2 separate regions of the Mus musculus genome follow, and region 2 is linked to region 1. Evidence: chromatin loops called from intact Hi-C (ENCODE). Cell type or tissue: left cerebral cortex. All regions are shown on one strand.

Region 1 (8,000 bases):
CTGACGTCAGACCTCATGGACTTGGATGTATGGGAGAACAAGGAAGCAGAGAGCTACTTCCACCACTGGGTCCCCATGAGTACACCACTGAAGTAACTTTAAAACAGTAGGAACTTAACAGGAGTTTGAAAAACAGACAGGCTTGAGGAGCTATGTAAAGCAAACAACAGGAAGAGAAGGGGTTGTTTTCCTTTCCTCTTCTTGATGTATGGCTGAACAGGTTAAACACCTGTGAGAAGAGAGTGCTTCAGGGACGCCCTTGGACTCAAATTGTCCATGGGTGTCTTGAAGATTGCATGCCTCTCCTTGTGCAGTCATTAGCTGCCTCTTCACCAATGTGGAGGCTGGCAGTGAAGAGCTGGGCCTTCACCTGCAGGTGTTGCTATGGCAAAGGACACTTGGCATAGACTCAGGCTACATTAAAAGGCAAAAGTGGAAATGAGGGTAGAGAAAATAGAAGCTTGATTCAAGTGAATGGAGCTACCTACTCCACTGAGACTTTGCCCAGAACCAGACTGACCTGAACGAGCCTTGGACTCTTAAAACCTTGAAGATGTCCTGAAACTCTGGTAAATAAATCAACTTAAACAACAACAATAACAACAACAAAACCTCCAACAAACAAACAAACCCAAAACAACAAATGCAGCCCATTTTAGTATTAATTCACTGTAAAAACTATTCTGTTTCTAAAGAAGATGAGTAGTTTCAAAAGGATTAAGAAATTGAAAGAAATTGTTACATGAACACTGTAAAATCATTTCTTTTTCCTAATGCAAAAATTGGCTAGCAAAATAGCTGGTTTTATCTGCAATTCTGATTTTTTCTTTCATTGCTACTTTCATTATCATCCACATGGTTTCTCAAGGCAACCCATGCTCATTTCTCTGGTGTCAATCAAAGAGATTTCTGTCTTAACTTAATTTCCACACTGAATTGAATTTTTCTTTTATTTTCCATTTCCAAGTTTGTGCCTCCCGTCCTATTTAGTCATTAGGGTTTCATCGTGGTCAAGGTTTTATCTTTCTATCTTATCTACCTACAAAAATATTTTAATGACATCTAAAAGATATCTGTCATGAATATAGATAGATATGACACAATATGATACCATATGATATGAATATAATTTCTAGGTCAGGACATGATATAGCCACTTCTCCACTCTGACTAGTTGATTAACTTTGCTCCTTATTTACTGGTGGTTAACAATAATGGAAAATTACATGTTGATTGCCTGAGAATTCCTATAGTGGACCTATATGGAGGTTCTTTCTCAGTTCCCCAACCTTAAGGAGTTGAGTGTTCCTGGCTCAGACTTATGGCATGATTGTAAAGGGCAGTGCTATAAATGGTGTATGTTCAATGCACATTGAATTTCTAAATTGCTTGTGACTTCTTGTACAAAAAATGTGCTATGCTTCTAAGTATCTAGGGTATAGTGAAACATGGCTCAGGTCATGAGAAAAATGTGGGTGGAAGGGAACTTGGCTTGAATCAACATCTGGGCATTTTCCTATGCATCTTTCTGCATTGATTAAAAGTGATCATATAACTCTTAGGTACAATGCTTGCTACGAAAAGAGGTTGGAAATAGGATGTATCTCCTTAAGAGGAGGGGCTGGGGATAACTCAGTGTTCATTGTTAACCCTGCCCTTTCCTCTTTGCTCATCTTCCCACCTTTCCTTTCCCTTCTCCTTTCTTTCCTTTGAAAATAATTGCAAATTAAATTTTTTAACGTGTGTGTGTTCACGTGCATTCATCCTTATTTTTGAGCCTGTGTGTGCCTGTTCACATGTGGAGGTACAAAGACAACTTGTAGGAGAAGATCTCTCCTAACATCAAGTCAATTTTGGGAACTGAGCCCAGGAAGTTGGGCTTGGCAGAAGTGCATAATCTATGGAACAATTTCATTAGCTCCTGTCCTTCCTTCCTTCCTTCCTTCCTTCCTTCCTTCCTTCCTTCCTTCCTCCTTTCCTTCTTCCTTCTTATTTATTTATTTATTTATTTATTTATTTAAGACAAGGTCTGTTTGTGTCAGGCTGGCCTTTAACTTTTAACATTCCTACTTCAGTCTAGCAAGTTGTGATTGCAGATATTCATTACTGTACCTTGTGAAGAAATTGTAGGTAACTGGGTTAAAAGAGGAAGGTCAGAACGAGACATTTACTGATATTGGATTATGAATCTCCTATATTTAAGGCAAGTATTCTTAAATTTGCCAGGCAAAAAGACACTGGCTTCTGAGCAAGTGTCAATGCTCACATTATTGGACAGTTTGGGGACTGCTTTTTTTTTTTTACAGTTGCCAAGCCATATTTCTAGATAATATCGTCTATCTGGAAAAAGTTATACAAAATGATTGTCACAGATTTTCTGAACATTCTGATAAATTTTGATCTGATTGTTGAGTCTAACATTCTGTCAACATGTCAAACCCTTGTGTGAGATGCTCACACAAGCTCAATTATTCTCCACCCTGTTTTACAGGAAGTCCTAGAAGTACTTTGATGACAAAAGAATTAATGCCAAACTTGAGTGAATTAGAGCTGCTACCACCTAATTAAATGATTTTGTTCCACTTGCCTTTGTTGGGCTGGATCCATACATAATATAATTTCAGTCCTGTTTGTAGACATCCTTGGATAGATTTGAAATCAGCATTACCATTTAAGAGAGACGTCGACAGCTTCTGTCTAGCCATCAGACATGAGAGATGACCACTGTTGATAGGTTACCCTGTTTTGCCTCTTCCTTGGGTTACAAGGTGGTATGCAGGGTCTGAGTGTTAATCCAGACTCTGCCTTGCCTCTCTCTTCGTAGACCTTGGAATGGTACAACTTTTGTCAGTCACAGAAGAGAGGTCCAGTTATGAACAGCTATGCTGGGCTACAGCAATGAGCCTCTACACAGTGGAGAGAGAGGAAGAAAAAGGGGAAAAAACAAAAACAAAAACAAAAACAAAAAAAGCCTTACAGAACCAACTCACCTAAAAAGCAAACATTGGTTTTTTTTATATGCCTGGCTCTGTTTATGTATATAAAACTGACATTATGGTGGAGCGAAAAAGACCCTCATAAAAATCCTTCTTGAAAACCATTGTTGCTGACAGCCGTGACCTCTGTGCGTCTGCATGTTTACCCATAATTCATAATTAACAAAGACATTAGAACTACCACAGGAGAATTCTGGGCTTTATTTCTTTCTAACTGGGCACTACTAATGCTGGAAGTACTCCCAAATCAGTGATTTAACATTTCAGGAAATCTTGGAGAGGCAGCGGAAGCCTCCTTACACAGCTCATGCGCTGGGACTTTGGCGATATGGATACGGCCGAGATAATTATTCAGCTCTCGTTATTGCTGTAGCTCCGCACCTGATCCCCGAACCATTAGAGCACTCTGCAGGTTATTACAACTATCAAACATCAAGGTCTCTTTTCTAGTCTCTTGACTATGTGGCTATCATTTTACTCCTTTTAAATCCTCCATCTGCAAAGAAAGCCTATGTGCTTTTTTTCTTTTTTCTTTTTTTTTCTCCCTGAGATCTGCTCACGGCTCCTCCCGCCCTCTTCTTTATTGCTCCCCAAATGGAGCCCTTTTCTTACTAGCACATTTGCATGAAAACATAAACGTATATAAACCTCATGCCTCTCCACTTGTATTGTTTTTATACCCTTTCTCTTGTTTGATTTTCTGTTCCAGCCCTCTGTACCTTTTAATTTGGGCAGCAAAGGAGTCAGTAGAAGGGAATTCTCTTGAGCTCAAGGAAACCATGATGTAATAATTTCAGATTATGGGACTTGACAGTGAAAATGTTTAATCTTCTACTCAATTGAGGCCCTCTTGACATTCTGTAAGCTTCTGTGCAGAATTTGTACTATATATGATACCTAAACCGAGAATCACACAAAGGGATGTAAGGAGAATTTGGATAAAGAAATCTCTTTGCATTGTGTACTTATTTGATGGGTCATTACTTCTTACCCTTCCATGGAATTTAAAAATAACCAGTCTTTGGATGAAGTATGCTTTCAATTTGGGTCACATCTAACTCTGCCATAATTTTGCTTCTACTACCCTTCTAGACAAACTAGAAGATGATCAAAACTAGACAGCTCTGCATATTCTGGGCACTGTGTCAGCTATCTAGGGACAGACAAACACTTATCATGATATATAAAGGTACTATTATAAATTAAGAGTCTGGAGCAGACCTCTGCGGGTTGCATCTTAAGTGAATGCAAGATGTTGTCTCTGGATGTCTTACACAGTTTTCACTCCCCGTAGAAACCTTTATTTTGTATAATCTCCAACAAACACCTGTAAAAGAGGTATTCTACTCACTATAGGCCTATCTGTTGAAAAAGCTAATCCAACAAGGGGGGGTTGAGCAGCCACAGTTGGTATGGTGGGGCTAAGAAACATATGGCTTCCTCACTTAATATCGCTGCACAGTTGTCCCACACCATATTCCCTTAAATGGGCATTAGCTCCATAGCCAAATTAGCAGGCTATAAAATACATGAAAATAAATGCTTTTTTGATGTTACAAAAAAATGAAAGGTGGCATAACTATATCTGCCCATTATCAGTATGTGTGCATTCTCTGTACATGTGTACAATAAATGTGTTGCCCTTTCTAGAAAGGGGAATACAGAGAAGATTCAAAGACAGTTTTTCTCTTTTATAAAATCCTAAGCAGTGAAAGCGAAGTAGCTACATGCTGTACTTCACTGTCTTATGCACATAAACCAACTGATTTTCCTGACTTTAGAAGATAATAGTTTCTTTTAGAGCCTCATTTTGTCTCCCCCAAAGAGGCTTTAACTGTTTCAACATTATATTACTCTCCTTTGTCCATGGTGTATATGCATGTTTTCCTTCAGGGCTAAGGACTATAGGCTTCTACACTAAATATACATCTATTAATTAAAATACATGTAGATTAGTCATAAAAGGAAACCAGTGGGCAGCATTTGCTATAAATGAAGTTTTCCTTACAGTCAATGACAGTTAAGAATGCTTCACTTAGGACCCTTCTGCTACTGTGGGGTCATCAAACACAGTCAGAAGCATCCTATTTTGTGTGTGCTTTCATTTTCAATACTGTATGCACTAGCTCTTCTTCAGGATATGATGAACTTCACTATTAGAAAGTTTGAGTTAAAATATTGTGTGTTTTATTTTTTTAAATCTTATTGAGTACTGTCTTCTTATTTAATAAGAAAAAGGCTTAGATAAGCCAAATAACTTGCTTAATGTCATACAGCCATGTGCTCATGACACCCTTCCTTCTGATCTTTTGAGGACCTCCTCCTGCTGTTATATACTTTCATAATGCATGATACCATAAAATCAAGGAAAGATATTTTCAAGTTTTTTTTCTAGAAGAAGTAGAGGCTTAGTTGCAACCATTCATTATCTGGATTGGTGGAAAGATGCATAAATTTGCAAGATGGTGGATCAGTAACATGGCAAAGGCTTTTCTTTTGTATGACAACCAACTGACCCCTAAATGAATTGAACCTATGACCTCTTTCCTCATTAGCTCCAGAACAAAAAGACAACTACCCCAGAAACAATTGTTACAAGCAAGTTACAACACAAATCCCCCATGTTATTCCTTTGGGACTAATTAGAGAGCTAAAACAATGCTCTTTGAAAGACATACAAAATCATATTGCTATATTCTTCTGAGTTGGGAACCTCTTGATTCCATGCAAAATTTTATGTAAGAACAAATATACACTGCTTTGGGGAAAAGTTCCCAAGTTTCTTTAAGACTTCCACAATGTGATTGTGTTATCCAAAATACGTTAAAGCTAATCATTTTATTTGATGTACCAGTGGACTGAAATGACATCACCATTGACCTTGGTGTTTGCCTGAAACAATTTATGTTATTTTACTAACTGGTAGATTCTAATATTTTATATTGCCAGAGAAATGCAAAGAATAGAAAGTAAAAATATATGTGTGGTCTTTATAACTACTTCTAAACAAGTGACAAATAATTTGGGATATTATGAAAATTCAGTTAATGTTTAGAAGTGTCACTCAAATCCTGAAGGCTTTTTATGCATGAGAAAAAATATTATTGTAATCTTTAGTATGGGAATAAAAGAACATCCAGGATAAAGAAAATGAACCTAGCATTAAAAAAAAAACAGTCACATATTTGAGAGCAACTTTGGCTTAGATGATTTATGGAAAACAGCATAGCCTTTCTAGTAATCATGGGGTTAAAGCACTATAAAGAACCTTCCAGATGCACTTTGTTATCCAAGAGACAGATAGAGAGATGCTGTTCTACTGATATATTACGTAAATCATGGTGCCAGCCAGAAAAACAACAGATGACCAATTTGTACAAAGCATTTTTCCTTATGTTACATTTATTTAAAATACATTAAATCGTTGTGTTGAAATTGAGGCAGCTGGCAGTCCAGGCAACCTTATAAGATTTCTGTTTTCTGGATGGAGGCCCAGTCACATAGAAAGATGAGCCACTGGGCTAGTATATTCACTTTGTTCTATGCCAAGCCCTTGCTGATCATAGGTAGTCCAGCATGTACCAGTCATCCCTTCCTTTCTCTCCTTTTCTCTCTTCCTTTTCCTCTTTATACATTCCTCTCCCCATATTTCTCCTCCCTTCTCTTTCTCACTTCCTCTTTCCTCCCAGTCCTTCCTTTTAGAAGTCTCCTGGAATATAGGAAAAAAGGGGTTAATACCCACTTTTCCCAAGTGAAGTCACTAATTAAGGATGCCAAGACTCAATCCAAAGAAAAGGGCCTGTGTGAGATGGAATTGGAGAAATTTGGTCATTTTCCAGGGACCTCTTTTATCTCATGAATCTTGCTATTGCTATGGTGCTTACTTTACTTTGGGGATAAAAGTCTTGTGTTGGTTATAGTAACTGGTTGAAACAGTCTTAATTTGTTGATGAAAATTAAATATTTGTTGCATTTAGTTCATATTTATATTCAGATTATGTATGTACGTATGTAGGTATTCAATGTTTATTGCCAATTGCTTTGAAAACAAGTTCTGAATAACCAAAGTCAAGACAGAAGTCTTTACTGAAGAACTTTACTTTTTTGCTTATTTAATAACAGTTTTATACTAAGGCACGTAATGCTTTCAACTTCAAGAATTTTGGTAGTTTTAGTATGTAGTTGTTTAATGAAATTAATTATCCAACTGAGAGTTTACTGGTTTTAATAAAATTTTCTTCCTTATTGGTCACTAATCAGAGGATTAGAATGGGAAGTTCAGTTTTGCAAGAAGTTGAAATTTGAAGCTGCCAAGATGATAGAATTCTATTTAAATTCATCAACTATTTTTGGGTCACTACTGTGTTCACAACATGCTAGGAACATATTTGGTAAATTTTTAAGGACTTAAATATACTTTTTCTCCTAGGAGACTAAATTAGAGCATAAGAAAAAATACAAAACAAAGTCTGTTCTCTCAGTTTATGATCTATATGGAGAGATTTGTATTTTGGGGAAATATGCAAACAATTAAAGAACAATTCCAGACATCGAATGGTATCAAGCTGAGTACCAAACATAATACAGGCATATAGCCTTGAGTGTTTAGAAGAGGCAGAGGTTATAAAAAATCATTACTTATGAAATGTTACTATAGAAGTTGTCTATAAGGACCCTCATAGGAGATGTAAGGATTGAACTAATTTCTTAACTATAGAGAAGATTACAATGTTTAAGACTGTTGGAACATTTGGTGTTAACTAACAGACCATCAAAATAGTTTATTTTACCATACTTGGGATGAATATGAGGCAAGTTTAATGTGTGAATACTTAAGAAATTTCTGAGGTGGACAAAGTAGCACGCACCTATAATCCTAGCACTCGGGAAGAGAGGCAGGATTATAATACAAGGTAATTCGGTGCTACAGTGTTAGATTTTTCTCAGATGAGAAAAGAAGTGACTAGTGGATTGCTATAAAGGAGAAAGACAAAAAAATATGAA
Region 2 (8,000 bases), 130 kb after region 1:
CGGTGCAAAAGAACTGGGAACTGAATCACACATCCAGCAATACCAGATAAACCAATAGAAGGAGAAGATAATCTTGAGTTCCCTTCTGTAGCTGAAACAGATGGTCTGAACTGTATTTCTAGTAAAATACTGAAATATGTTTAAGTATGAAACATAACTTAGGCATTGAAGATTAGTAAAAAATTTTGGTTTTCTTAAACTCTAGAAATAAAATGAATGTGGAAACAGGTAGAAATCATATTTGGGCTCTGACGTTGCTTTTGTCTACAAGTACACCATGTCAAACAAGTGGTTTTGATGTCTGTAACAGATTGTAAGGTACACAGGACTTGAAGCAAATCTCCTACATTCACAGTATGAGATATCTTTGAGGAGACCTGTACATGACTAAGATGCCCCAAAGGGCCACCCTTTCACGTTTAGGATGAGCTAATAAAAAATTTCCACAAGCACAAGAGTCTGTGCAGAAAATTTTGGTGGTAAACAGAGAGGGTGAAAACCTTGGCTTATGGCTTCTTTATACTCCGTTACTTCATTGGAATGAGTTAGCAAATCTCTGTGCAAAAAAAAAAAAAGAAGTAAGTAGGAAAATTCACACCACAAACAGATTTTTATTTTATGTATTTGGTAACATAAGTATTATAAATCTATTTACTACTGCTCTGAAGTCCAGGCTGGCCTTGAAATTGTGATACGCAGACTTCAGTGTGCTAGGATTGTCAGGTAAACAACAGCTCATCCTACATGTACAATTATTAGTTTTATTGAACAATCACTGTATACTACGCATAGTTCAGATTACATTAGATCTGTGCTTTTCTACAAGATAGATCAACTAAGCCCTACGCAAGGAGTGTGCAGCTCAAGAAACAGCCTAGTCTTTACTGTTGAAACCTGTGAGGTACCCACCCACACTCATATATGCATGGAACTGTGCTCTTCTGGTAACTGTGGTCATTTCCTGCTTTCATTAGAGCTTTAGTATAGGCACGTGAATCCTTAAGGTTTGTCTGTCTTCCAGCTATGTGTTAAAATATATCCCTTGGTGTTATTTCTCAAGTAAAATATTATGGTTTATTTCCTCCCATTTCAAAGTGCTCTGCTATTTATGAATTTATTAGTTAATGTGTTCTGCTCTTACTGGAACATGACTAGCAGTTTTTGTCTCTAACCATGTAACCATGAGCCTTTTGTACACATGTGCCTCAGTTCTGCAGTGTCTTCCCTGAGATCATACAGGTGATGTGTAACCTTTGTATGTCTTTACTTCTCCTAAACAATGACAAGTGCATGCTGGATGTGTATCCCCGGGTGACAGAGGCTTATTCTCCACATCCATATTTTACATTGTAATATATTGTCATTTCTATCAATTTAGTAAGTATTTGTAGTTTAATAGTGAAACCAAATAACACTTTTTCTTTCTTCTCCCTCCCTCATTTGCTGAAGCCATGTACATGTGAGACAAATGTTTTACCAGTAAGAGCAGTAGTATCTCTCAGTTCTATGACTTCCTGCAATGGCTGTTCTAATATTTTTCTGCTTTTTAGTTGGGTTGTACTACTTTGATATGTAACAGTTGGTATATAGCTTTTTCATGTTAGTCTTTGCTGTTTATTTGTGTGTGACATTTTCTGACCAAGCTCACTTTTCACTTACGTGATTGTTTTTTGTTTTTTGTTTTTTGTTTTTTTTTTGGAATTCCATAGGGCACAGTAATGATACATTTTTCATTTAATTAGGGTTTGTCTTAAGAAATTCTCTTCTACCTTGAGAAAAATGAAGATTTTTCCTTTGTGTCTGTTCCAACAAAAGTGTTGTTGTTGTTGCTGCTGTTGTTGTTGTGTTGTCACCTTTGGCATTTAGGTTTTCATGTTACCTGGTTTCCTTTCCTCATCTAGTCCTCGACGTGTCCGTACTATCTTTATTCCTTTGCTTCTGGACTGACTTTCTGGGCTGAACTGATCATGAGTCATGTCTGTCAGGACCTTCACTTGTTAATTTAACGAGTGAGCTATTTAACACCATCTTTCTCTCAGCTTTGCAGTTCTGGTGGAGGGCCATTTTGTACATGGATACCATCTTTTTTCTTTGATTTTCATCAGTAAGTGATGACAGCTTCTGTGGGAACCATCAATGCATCCTCTTCCATCTCCCTAACCTATCTGGTGAAGGGTGCTTCCAAATGACATTGCAACGTTGGGAAGGCTACTTCCTGAGGTAACTCAATATAACCCAGTTGGATATACCTTAGCTGCAAGCAGAATGTATGTGGCAGCGTGTAGTACTGGGCCATCATACACCTCCCAGGTGGCAGCCATGATAGCAGCTATAGGTCAGCCAATCACAAAGTCTTTGCCTGCAACCCTGTGGGGCCAACAAGTGAAAGCCTTTCTACCAGTTGTGTGTCACATTATAAGTAGGTTATAAAAGAGTATGCTGGTTACTCCTTAGTGACTTCAGAAAAAGTGATCCTGGGACAGCCTAGTACAGCAATATGGAAGCACAGTGAACAGGCCTGCATCATCCTGTAACAGCAGTTCTGTTTCCAAGAATTTATTTTTCAAGGATACTTTCCACTCGTTCCTTAAGGAGTTCACTAAACTCAGTAAGTAGGTTGTATAACAAAACTTTTAATGAACTCATACAAACAAGAAATAAATCACCATGAAGGAGAGTCAGTAGAAGAAATATATAATATATAATTCATAAAATGTACTTAAATAAACTCAAAGCCACTGAATATGTTAAAGAATCAAAATGATAGAAACACATGCCCAAGGGCTACTGAATCATCAAATTTGGAAAATATATGCAATTAACAATATAACAACAACTGTCAAAATTCTAAAGAATCAGTTAAATAGCAAAGAATACAGAGGTCAACTGAGTGTGAGGGAATGAAAAGTAGGGACAGAACATAGAGTCCAGACAGAACTACCAAGTCAGATATAGTGTGGAAGAAGACAGGTAGCAGGAAAGAGCCACATAGATTTTCATTCAAGTTTCAGAAGGAAAAATAGAATATGGAAGATGTAGCTTCTAGAGATATCATGGTTAGAAATTTCTGAAATTGATTGGTAAATGTAATTTTCAGATGCAGAAATATTAAGATATAAGACAGTGTAAACTTGTATTTGCTTATAGAAAATAATTTTCTATTCAGAATCTTCCACCCAAAAATATTTCCCATAGTTTAAACAATAGCAAGAAATTTATAATAAAAACTGAAAGATCTCCATAGACAATCTTCTACCACAGGGAATTATAAAATAGGTATTTCAAAAACAAGGATAATTCCATTGGAAAGTTGATGTATATTGAAACATAACATTAAAAAAACACTGACTATATAATATAAATCTAGTTTCAGAGAATAATAATCTAAAATAATGTCCACAAATGAAATTTTTCTGGAGGGGTGTGTGTGTGTGTGTGTGTGTGTGTGTGTGGTTTTGTTGTTTCATTTTTTTAAATTGCTACAGCAGAATACCTGAGGCTGGGTAATTTATAAAGAAATGGGTTTTAGTTTTGGCTTACGATTTAAAAAATAATATTGAGGAGCTAATTCTAGGAAGCCCATGTGCCTTTATAATGTAGTAGGGAGTATTATGTACCTGGAGGATGTGTAAGGATGAGAAATAAACCCTTAAGGAAGAGGATAGAACCAAGGGAAAGGATGGTCTCTGAGAGAAAGCATCTAATCACTGAATGTCATGCTCTCTCAAAGACCCTTCCCAACACTGCTGCACGAACAATGTGATGCCAATAGTAATTTTACTGAGAACTGAATAATATGAATCTAAAATGTATGTGGGAAAATAGAAGGTAAGAAAAGTCAAGACAGGCCCACAGAAACACAGACAGAGCACAGGCCACGACTTATATCAATTCTAATTGTAAAGTTACGGTATTTGGGGTTTGTATATTTTGTACAATTTTAGACACTAGGATAAGAGAGGCCCAGGAGCGGAACACTTTCTTTAAGACAATGATTGTCTTAAAGCAATGATTGTAAAATAGATGTTCAGGCAATTCCTGTTTATCAGAGACATAGGACCTCTCACTTCCCTCCTATGTCATGCAAAGTTATCTGTTCTAAAAACCTACATCAAGGTGAAATTCCTAACCTTCTGATAGACAGTACAGGCAGATATGGCCACATCTTTGGTAAGATGGATTTACCAATGAGAACACAGTCTCATCAATATGTGAAAGCAAATATCATGTCTCAAAATTATGTTTCAGTTGATAGATGGTTAAAACAGAACATAGGGGAAGAATTTTTATCACATTAAATACATGGAAAAGAATTAGAATCTGTAACATACAATAATATTGCACCGATTTGTGTGCAAAGCACAAATAAGGGCAAAAGAAAAATGGAATTTACGCTCTCATAATAGAGAATGCATGAGCAGCAGGCAAAAACACTTCTGATTTCATTATGGCCAAGAAAATAGAGATTGAAATCATGGCACAACACCCACAGTTAGCAGGGAAAAGTCCACGACATGTTGCTGTGGAGATGAAGCAGTAAGGAAGAGCTTATTGCTCAAGCAGAAAGACCTACATTCAACCCTTAACAAGCCCACAAAAGCCAGGTGTGGGAGCCTAAGCTTGTTTCTCTGGTACAAAGCAGGCAGAGATGTACAATTCCTGGGGCTTACTGGCCTAATCAGCAACTTCTATGTTGCAGTAAAAGACTGTGTTTCAAAAACACAAATGGGAGACTACTGAAGAATTATTCCTCCTGGTCTCTACATGCATGCACATACATATATGTGTACTTGTGAGCATATAGCACCTACACATGAACACATGTGATTTATAAAATGTAGGGTTGATAGAAGGAGGAGCAAGAGAAAAAAATGTGTTTTCAAGTGAAAACTAAAGCATGTTAGAATTTAATCTCTGTGTGATAAAGAACTCCAGGACTGCCTTAAGGTCTCAGTGTGAACTTAAGAGAGATGCCGTATACATGTCTTAAAGGACATGTAAAATAATATATGCCTTGCTTATAATAATAGAAAAAATAAAGCACCTCAAATTCCCTCTGTCAGTAGGATGGGTGAATGAGCTTGTATGTGTTCATGAAGTGCAGTTTCACACAGCAGTTAGCATCCATGGCTCCATTCCTTATCACAATCAAGTCTGACGAGGATAATATTAATGAACAAACAAAGCATATACTGTGTCTAATAATATTATTTTATAAAACAGAACATACCATGCAAAGATAATACCATGTATATATTTTTTTTGGATGAACAAGGTAGAGGGATAATGTGGACTAAATTTAGGATGTGAATGTGGAATTATGTGAGGGTGCTGTAATGTGGGTGATTCAAATGGAGTAATAATGAAATTTTAAACACTTTAAAAATTTTTCACTTAAATGTTTATTTGTTGAAGTCTATGTATACTTACTTAAGAAGAAACAACACATATAATTAATTAGTTTTAGGAAATGCTTTGAATAACTTCATTTCTAGCATATCCTTCATGTCCACCACTGAGGAAGGTCTGGGTAGGAGATCAGGGCAGGAGCTCAAGGGAAGAATTGAAGCAGAAGCCACAGAAAAATGCTGCTTACTGACTGCCCTTCATAGCCTGCTCAGCCTGTTTTCTTATACTTCCTGGAATATACTTGGCCAGTAGGTCTGGAACACACTACCTACACTGGACTGCATCCATTCCCAATCATTAATTTAAAAAATGCCCCCAGAAACTTCTAAAGTCCAATCTGATGGAGGCATTTTTTTCCAACTCTCAACTCTGGTTCTCTCTTCCCAGATGACCATAGCTGTCAAGCTAACCAAGCCAAAATAAACTAAACAAAAGTAAGCAAAACTCTAATCAGCACAGGTAACTAATGGTTTTATAAGTGCTATAAAGCTTGTCTATAAAGTAAGTTCTAAAGTCCTGCTATAAGTGATTATAACTGATTGATTTATCATTTAATTTTATCTTGTTTAATTTATTGTCCATTGAGTATTAATTTATTGCTATTACAAAATAAAATGATTATTATCTAATAATTATTATTATTACTGAAGATACTATAATGCCCTGACCTAACCTACCTTTCCAGGCTCCTCTTCTGACATTTTCCTTTGTTATCTGACCCTGTACACACCAGCTTTTACCTTGCTAATCTCTTTTTCATACTAGTGACAAAGTTAATTTTCTATCATAGTAATCATATAATTCAAAATTCAAGTCTCCTGTTTGCAATCACCAAGGCTTCTACATGTCCAGTGAAGTCAAGTACACACTCGTATTGTGATTTTGCTTTTTCCCACCATACAGTCCTGTCTGACATTAACCACACCTGCTTCTGCCCCACACTTCGGTTTCTCTCAACAAACAGCTTTCTCACTGTACTAGATATTTTCATGGACCAACCTCTTGCCTTATTTGCAATGCCACAGATGTATTATAATTCCATATGGCCCCTTTCAACTTTATGTACATGTTTACTCAATTTTCTAGGTCAGATAGAGGACCACTCATCTTATGTGGCCTCTCTTGTAGACAGTGTATTTGTAGAACAAATTTGTAGAATGACTTAGCATATATGTTTCTTTATCATATACTCTTATGTATATTTGTTTATAATTTCGATTTTATGTATGTATGTATGTATGTATGTATGTATTATGTATGTATGTATGTATATATGTTTTTACCACTATGTAGATGCTCAGTTTTTGAGATTACTACTTAGTCAATATTCTTAGGCTAATCACTTCATTTCTTTAAGCCATGGTTATGTCATCTGTCAAACAGGAACCACAGTTTGATGTAACTCCCAGGGATTAGGTTGCTAGCGACAGAGTACATGCTAAGCATTTGCTAGTTGTACTGCACTACCCTAGATAACACTGTTCTTATAAAATGTTGGAGCTGAAATCCTATTTAACTATTTCAAGTTATAAACTAGTCCCTACATTAAAAAAAAATAACCTCATGAATGAGTCTTGCTAGTTTTACTCTGGCATTATTTTCAGCATTTTCTCTAGGCAATAATAGGACCAGAATAACAAGGACTTGACATTGCCATAGCTCATCTTCCAGAAGACACCCTCAAGTGAATGAATGAATGAATGAATGAATGAGAGAATGAATATTGGTATCAGGTGCAGCCACTTGTAAAGGGATTAGCAAGAGGCTGTAGAGATTGAATAGACCTAATTGAGGAGACTTTTCCTTTAAATTAGACAGTAATTTATTTAAAAGTTATCTTCACCAGTTATGAAATGTCTGTGAAGTCTCATTGGGTATCTGTTTGCATTATATGTACTTAGAGGCAACAATGTGTTATCAAGCATTAAATGGTCCTTGTTGTTCAAGTCATCACTACCCTGAAAGATAGGCCTACTGAACACAGACATAGCTATAAAATGGGGAAGTCAAATTTTTCTTTCTCATACTGTGTCATGTTGCTGAAATCCAAACAGCCAAAGCTCAGTTGGAACAGTTGACTCTGGGTCTTGAAATTCACTTCTGATAAATCCTGCAGTATAGCTTCTTCTGTACCTTTATATGGCTCAGTCTTCATCTATGTAATGAGCTTAAAACTGACCCCAAATCACTGGACTGTCTGACAGTTAACAGTGCAGTTAGTGTCAGTGTTTGTCAAGTCCATGCAGGACCTTTTTTTCTCTTAATTGAGGCTAACATTTTCTGTTAGATGATTTTCTTTTTTAATTATTATTTGATCCTTGTTTTATAGTCCAGTCTTCATCCCCCTCTCAATCTGCCCCCTGACCGCTCCCCTTCTCATTCTTCCCATCTCCAAGAGGATGTCCCCATTCCCACACCTCCACCTCAATAGACCTCCCCATTCCCTGGGGCCTCAAGTCTTTCCAGGGTTAGGTCCATCTTCCATCACTAAGTCATGACCTGGCAGTTCTCTGCTGTATATGTGTTGGGGGCCTCATATCAGCTGGTGTATGCTGCCTGGTTGGTGGGTCAGTGTCAGAGCAATCTCAAGG

The links. Peaks named below come from ENCODE experiments on the same cell type or tissue, not always from the same donor. Only the 100,000 strongest peaks of a DNase experiment are listed, where the experiment ranks them.
Region 2: it touches region 1 in a loop (2.2-fold over the local background); 3 of 42 quality-filtered maps call a loop at or near these places.

Annotation. Positions count from the first base shown.
Region 1 is chr11:26,811,965-26,819,964 of GRCm38, forward strand. No RefSeq gene overlaps it. Among named protein-coding and RNA genes, the nearest start is that of Vrk2, 220 kb to the left of the region's middle. In left cerebral cortex, no CTCF peak of the experiment used is centred here; DNase peaks (open chromatin) are centred at 3,333 and 6,425; H3K4me3 peaks cover 535 bases.
Region 2 is chr11:26,938,060-26,946,059 of GRCm38, forward strand. No RefSeq gene overlaps it. Among named protein-coding and RNA genes, the nearest start is that of Vrk2, 350 kb to the left of the region's middle. In left cerebral cortex, no CTCF peak of the experiment used is centred here; a DNase peak (open chromatin) is centred at 4,529.